Linked DNA regions of Homo sapiens: region 1 is linked to region 2. Evidence: chromatin loops called from intact Hi-C (ENCODE). Cell type or tissue: mammary epithelial cell. All regions are shown on one strand. Links, peaks and the distances in the headings refer to the core of each region. The heading gives the core; the rest is flanking DNA. Region 1 overlaps CTNNA1 (catenin alpha 1). Region 2 has its middle 78 kb from the start of HSPA9.

Region 1 (2,913 bases), core at 291-2,790, 250 kb before region 2:
GACTTGTTCTTTATTTTAAAACATTACTTTAAAATATTTCTGGTGTACTGTTGAAGCAGTAATGTTCTACAAGAGCACACTGCCTATTTCAGGAGGCCTGGGAGGAGGAAGGAGTGCCTGTCACTAACAGTCTTCTCCAGATGAATGAGCTTCAATTCACCCCCCAGGGACAGGGCTACTCACTTCTAACAATGACAAATGTGCAAATGCAACATCATGACCATAGCTCTCTGAGAGGCTAACCTCACATACTAGTGTCAGGCCTGACTACAGTGAAAGGAGAGGGCGAGGAGAGGAGCTTCCTAAATGCCTCTTTCTGTGGAAAATCTGGGGCTCTAGAATGACGTAACTATTAACAATGAGACTAAAGAAGATCCTGAGGTTAGAATGAGAAACACTCTGAGCTGGGTGCAGTGGCTTCCAGTCCAAGGCAAGAGGATCACTTGAGGCTAGGAGTTTGTGACCAGCCTGGGCTACATAGCAAGACCCCATCTCTATACATTAAAAAATTTTTCATTGGCTGGGTGTGGTGGCACGCACCTATAGTCCCAGCTAATTGGAAGGCTGAGTTGGGAGAATAGCTTGAGCCCAGAAGGTCGAGGCTGCAGCAAGCCATGACTGCAAGACCATGTCCCAAAAAAAGAAAGAGGCTGGGTGTGGTGGCTCATGCTTGTAATACCAGCAGTTTGGGAGGCCGAGGTGGGCGGACTGCTTGAGGCCAGGAGTTGGGAGACCCACCCCTGGCCACATAGTGAAACCTCACCTCTACTAAAAATACAAAAATTGGCCCAGCGTGGTGGCACGCCCCTGTAATCCCAGCTGCTTGGGAGGCTGAGGCATGAGAATTGCTTGAACTCAGGAGGTGGAGGTTGAAGTGAGCTGAGATGGCGCCACTGCACTCCAGCCTGGACAACAGAGCGAGACTCTCTCAAAAAAGAGAAAAGAGAAAAGAGGGGAGGGGAGGGGAGCGGAAGAGAAGAGAAGAGAAAAGAAAAACACTTGGAGCAGTTAACTTCCACAGAGAACCCAGCAGAGCCAAGACTTCGTAGAACAGTGAGAAGTATCTCTGGATTTGTTAGGAGAATAAATTATTATCTTTCCTACCACAGTTACTTGTATTAACAACTAAAATGTCTCTGATTCCCACTATTCGAAGAGGTAGGCTAAGACTGACACCACAACCACTAGTTTGAGATCAGGCAGCCCTCTTTTGTACCATCTGTGCCTACTGTGTGGAAGTTTGGACCTTGCGGAAGAGCAGGTTTCAGAAAACATTTAAACAATCGGCCTTGGGTTTTGCTGGTTTCAGGAAAACCCAAGCTCAAATCTGAGCTGTTGAGGAAATGACTCACAGCCCCCCTGTGTCAGATCAACAGATTAGACATCTGTACATGACAGACAACTTTTTCAGTCTTTTAGGAAGGCTCTACCTTTACTCCACGATGGATGATCTTTACTTACATAAAATTTGTTAAATGAAGTTTCATTTAGGAAAAAATCCCATTATGACTTTATTTCAATCCTGCTCCTTCTGTAACCATAATGACTATTTTTCTCTATTATACATAGATTTATGATTTACTGAAGTCGAACACAAGTTGTTTCCCACTTCCTTAACTGCTCCTGGCTTCCTATTTGGCTGAGTTCCTCTTATCCTGGAATGTTTGTAGGAAGACAAGATAAGATTTCTTTTTGTTCTTGATAATAAATTAATGACTGACTCTCATAACAGTTTATACCTGTTGTAGGAGTAAGCAAGTGAGAAGAGATGTGGGACAGGGAGCTTTTAAGTCTAAATAATGACCCACCAACGCAGCAGCAGCCCAAAGGAACAGAGTTCAAAACATTCATCTCTTCCCCTGTGCCCCTGGGCCAAGCTAGCACCCGAGTTTTCTTCTTTAAAATGATCTGAATGTCTAAAAGTCAAAAATAACAATAAAATCAAAAACTCAACTTTTACAAACTTGTCGTACATAAAGTAAAAGTCCCAAATGCAGGTCATAACATTTCAGAGGCACTCAATAAGTTTTTAACAACTACTTCCAAACCCACAGGGGAAATGATGATAAGCCCCTACCTTTCCAATTTCCAGGGAAAGGTGTTGGTGATCTTATTAGGAGAAATAAGATATCTTACAATACTGAAAAATGAAGTATGCATGGATAATAGAAAAATTCTACAACTAGATTGTGGTGATGGGTGCACAGTTCTGTAAACTTACCAAAATCTGAATTGTACACTTAAAATGGTTAATTTTATGGTATACAGATTATGCTTTAATAATGCTTTTTCAATTTTTAATGCAGAGCTAGGCAGGTGAAAAATTAAGAGAAATTGTCAGAGGCTAGAAAAGAGAAAGGAGAACTTCAGAGAAGTAAGCAATCAGCCAAAACAGTGTTTCCTCTGGTGGGTGGTGGGGGGTTTTGCAGGGAGGCACCATTTCATGATGAGAACTTGGGTTTTAATGGGCCAAGGCCAGGGTCCTCTCAAGGTAGATGACTCAGATCAGAGACTGCGCAGAGCTGGAACAGGCAAAAGGCAACAACCCTAGTAAGTGACCAACCCTAAGAGTGATCAAGAAAGTCACCATGGAAAGAGGGTATTTCTCAGTCTAAGCATTCGCTCAGGGAGGAAAAGAAGAAAAAGCCCCTATACCCCACTCCAAATTCTAATCAAAAGCTGGCAGAGGTTTAGGTATAGAAATTATGTTATGTATATGGTTCAGAAAACTTTTACATTTAAGAGGTTATGTATTAGTAGTACCTCTAAGCAGGTGGCAGAAGCAAATATAAATGAAAATTTTACCTCATGGAAGGTAAGCTAAACACAGGCTTCAAAGAATTCCCACAATAAAACTCCAGGAATGTGAACTCACAAATTAAAAAAACAAAAACAAAAACAAAAGTATACAAG
Region 2 (2,913 bases), core at 91-2,590:
CTTTTCCATTCTCTTTTTTCTGCCTCTTCCTCAGACTGGTTTTGCAACTTTTCAACTTCTGTTCCCAAACCCCCCTCACATACAGAAGAGTCTCTCTTTCTCTTGTCTCTCATTTATGTCTCTGATTGCCTTACCCAGAGAAGGGACCCCTGCCTTCTCTGATAGAGGCTTAAAAGAGAGCAAAGCCCCAGGGCTGGGGTAGCTCAGGCCCAGGGGACCATGGGGGTGAGGCCTAGGCCACATGGAGATGGAAGCATGAGCCGGCTCATGACTGCATAAAGACTGTGGTATTGAGTGGGCTCTGGTGACTCACCACTCAGCGGAGGGGTCTGGGAGAGTGATGTCACTGTTGACACTAGAACTGCCCCATCCCTGCCCTGAGACCTTTTCTTGCCTTGCTGACTTCTTTTTGCCTCCCTTTATAGGGCAGGGCTAAGGAAGCAAGTTTCACCTTTGATGACATTTAGAACCACAATGTGGTTTTTTTAAACCGAGAATTTCCTTCCCACATCCTCACCTCCTCCTCCTCTGCCTGTCTTGTGGCGGTGGGGGGGGGGGTGTACTCATGTGCACGTGGGCATTCTCTGTCTCACACATGTGTGCACATTTCTTTTATGTATGTACAGCTCACGTGCATGCACACACACACACTCACTCACACTCACACATACTCCCACCTGCCATCTGTTTCCGTCAGTCGGGGGATCACATAAACTGGGCCTCCAAACAGTGCAGGGGGACTGGAAGGGGCTGATTCTCCCAGAGGGGGACCTGAGGAAGAATCCCTGTGTGCTCTTGTCTGCTGGCACCTCGATGCCATGTGCCTCTTCACTTCAGAGGCTGCACCCTTGAGCCCCAGTAAGCCCAGAATTTGGGTAGGAATGTGTGTCCTTGAGAAGGTGAGCTTCCAATTTCATAATCAGAGGAAAACTGGGGTGGAATTGGGTTGTGGGTTGTGGGTAGGGACAGTGGGGATATATGGAGGAAGACATAGACTAGGAGGGCCAGAGACTAGAAACTGACTTCAAGACAAATGTCATCACTGTCCCTTCTCCCACCCTCCCCCAAATTAGATGTATATTTCTTTCCCTCTACATTTTGAGAAGAGAGAAAGTTGCATCTCACTTGGTAACCAAGTCCCAGGAATCTAGCTTAAGCCGGGGCAGAGGAAGAGTTCCCAACATGAGACTGAATATTAATGCTATGTAAATCACATGCAAATGTGTTGAAAGCAAAAATAAATAGGTGGTGGGTCTTGAAAAAGGAACAATTAGACTGAGGTGAAGGCAGTGGAGGAGCCACAGCCTGGTAACAGGGTGACTTCTGGAGTCTGGGTGCAGGCTGTGCGCTCCTGCCCTCTAGAGATCCTGGCCTGCCTGTGGTTGGTAAAAAACGGTTTGTTTTGGCCATAAGCAACTAACCAACAAGTCCTTGTCAAATGCATACCTGGCCTGGTGGCAGAGGTGGATTTTCTGTGAAGCTAATGAAGCTTGGGTGGCAGTGCTCCTCATTTGCACAGGCCCCTTCGAAACCCTGCACTTAATTTCATATTCATCATCTTGTATTTTTTTTCTTAAAGAGGGCCCCCCAAATTGTATAAGCTTTGGGCTCCACAAAACCTGGGTTCACCTCTGCAGTGAAGGGGATAATTGTGTAAAATGTTGACAAGCTCTCTGTTCTTGGTTTAATTAGCAGCCTCCTTTGAAATAATCTCTGTCAGAGATGTGTCTGTGTGCACAGCTTTATGCGCCCCTTTTCCTAGGTGGAGGGAGACCCCATGGCTGCTCCTGTTTCCAAGACACCACGGTTTTCTGCCTTGAGACTGGGGCAAGAGAAGGGTGAAGGAAACTGCTTTGTTTCTAAAGGGAATGTGGCGGAGAACCCCAAGGAACAAGTATCTGATAATAAATAATAATAATCTTACCTTTGTAAAGCCTTTAAGAGTTTCCAAAGGGAATGTGTCATTTGATCTTCACAATAACCCTGAAGCAGGAAGGAAAGGTATTATGGAGATGTGTTACAGACAAGTAAACTGAGGCTCAGAGAAGTCTAATTACAATAATAATAGCTCAAAAGCACAAAGCTATTGTATCAGCAAGAACAATCACATATGTTCACTCATTTAATCTGTACAACAATTCTATGAGGTGGGTACAATTATTATCCTCATTTTAGAAACAGGGAAACTGCACAGAGAGGTTAGCCAAACTAAAGAGTAGCCCAGCCAAGATCCGAACTCAAGCAAGCAGTCTGGCGGCTGAGTCCTCGCTCTCAATCAGTACGCCACTCCAAAACCTTGTGCACCGTCATGGGCTAGACTTCAAGCCCTGACCTGTCTGACCCGTTTCTCATCACCACTAAGCACTAATATGTCCCTCTGAACCAGGAACTCAAAGCCTAGATGGAGGGGCAGGAGATTGGTGGGAAGTCCAGGTGACTGACCGTAAGGATCAGGGTCTAGTCATGGAAATGGCCCCTCAGGACAGATGAGTACCAGGGTTCCTCCTGGACTGAAAGCACAGGGCGGGAGGTGAGCCAGCAGGCACCAGCCCGCCAAGAGCCCGGGTAGACTTCTTAAAGAAGCTGGAACGTGTTGGTTCCTTTCAGGAACCAACATCTGACCACCTCTCCCCACTCCTTACTTACAGGCAAGTAAACTGAGGCTCAGAGATGTCTAATTACAGTAATAATAGCTTACAGTCAAGCATGATGGCTCACGCCTGTAATCCCAGCACTTTGGGAGGCTGAGACAGGTGGATCACTTGAGGACAGGTGTTTGAGACCAGCCTGACCAACATAGCTAAACCCCGTCTCTACTAAAAATACAACAATTAGCCGGGTGTTGTGGCGCACGTCTGTAGTCCCAGCGCCTCAGGAGGCTGAGGCAGAAGAATTGCTTGAACCCAGAAGGCA

Evidence for each region. Peaks named below come from ENCODE experiments on the same cell type or tissue, not always from the same donor. Only the 100,000 strongest peaks of a DNase experiment are listed, where the experiment ranks them.
Region 1: it touches region 2 in a loop (2.5-fold over the local background); 3 of 110 quality-filtered maps call a loop at or near these places.

The regions. Positions count from the first base shown.
Region 1 is chr5:138,899,195-138,902,107 of GRCh38, reverse strand. All of the region lies in intron 9 of CTNNA1 (catenin alpha 1), which reads right to left. Among named protein-coding and RNA genes, the nearest start is that of LRRTM2, 25 kb to the right of the region's middle. In mammary epithelial cell, for the core only: no CTCF peak of the experiment used is centred there; a DNase peak (open chromatin) is centred at 1,327; H3K27ac peaks cover 1,003 bases.
Region 2 is chr5:138,652,134-138,655,046 of GRCh38, reverse strand. No RefSeq gene overlaps it. Among named protein-coding and RNA genes, the nearest start is that of HSPA9, 78 kb to the right of the region's middle. In mammary epithelial cell, for the core only: a CTCF peak has its summit at 1,356 (motif pointing left); a DNase peak (open chromatin) is centred at 336.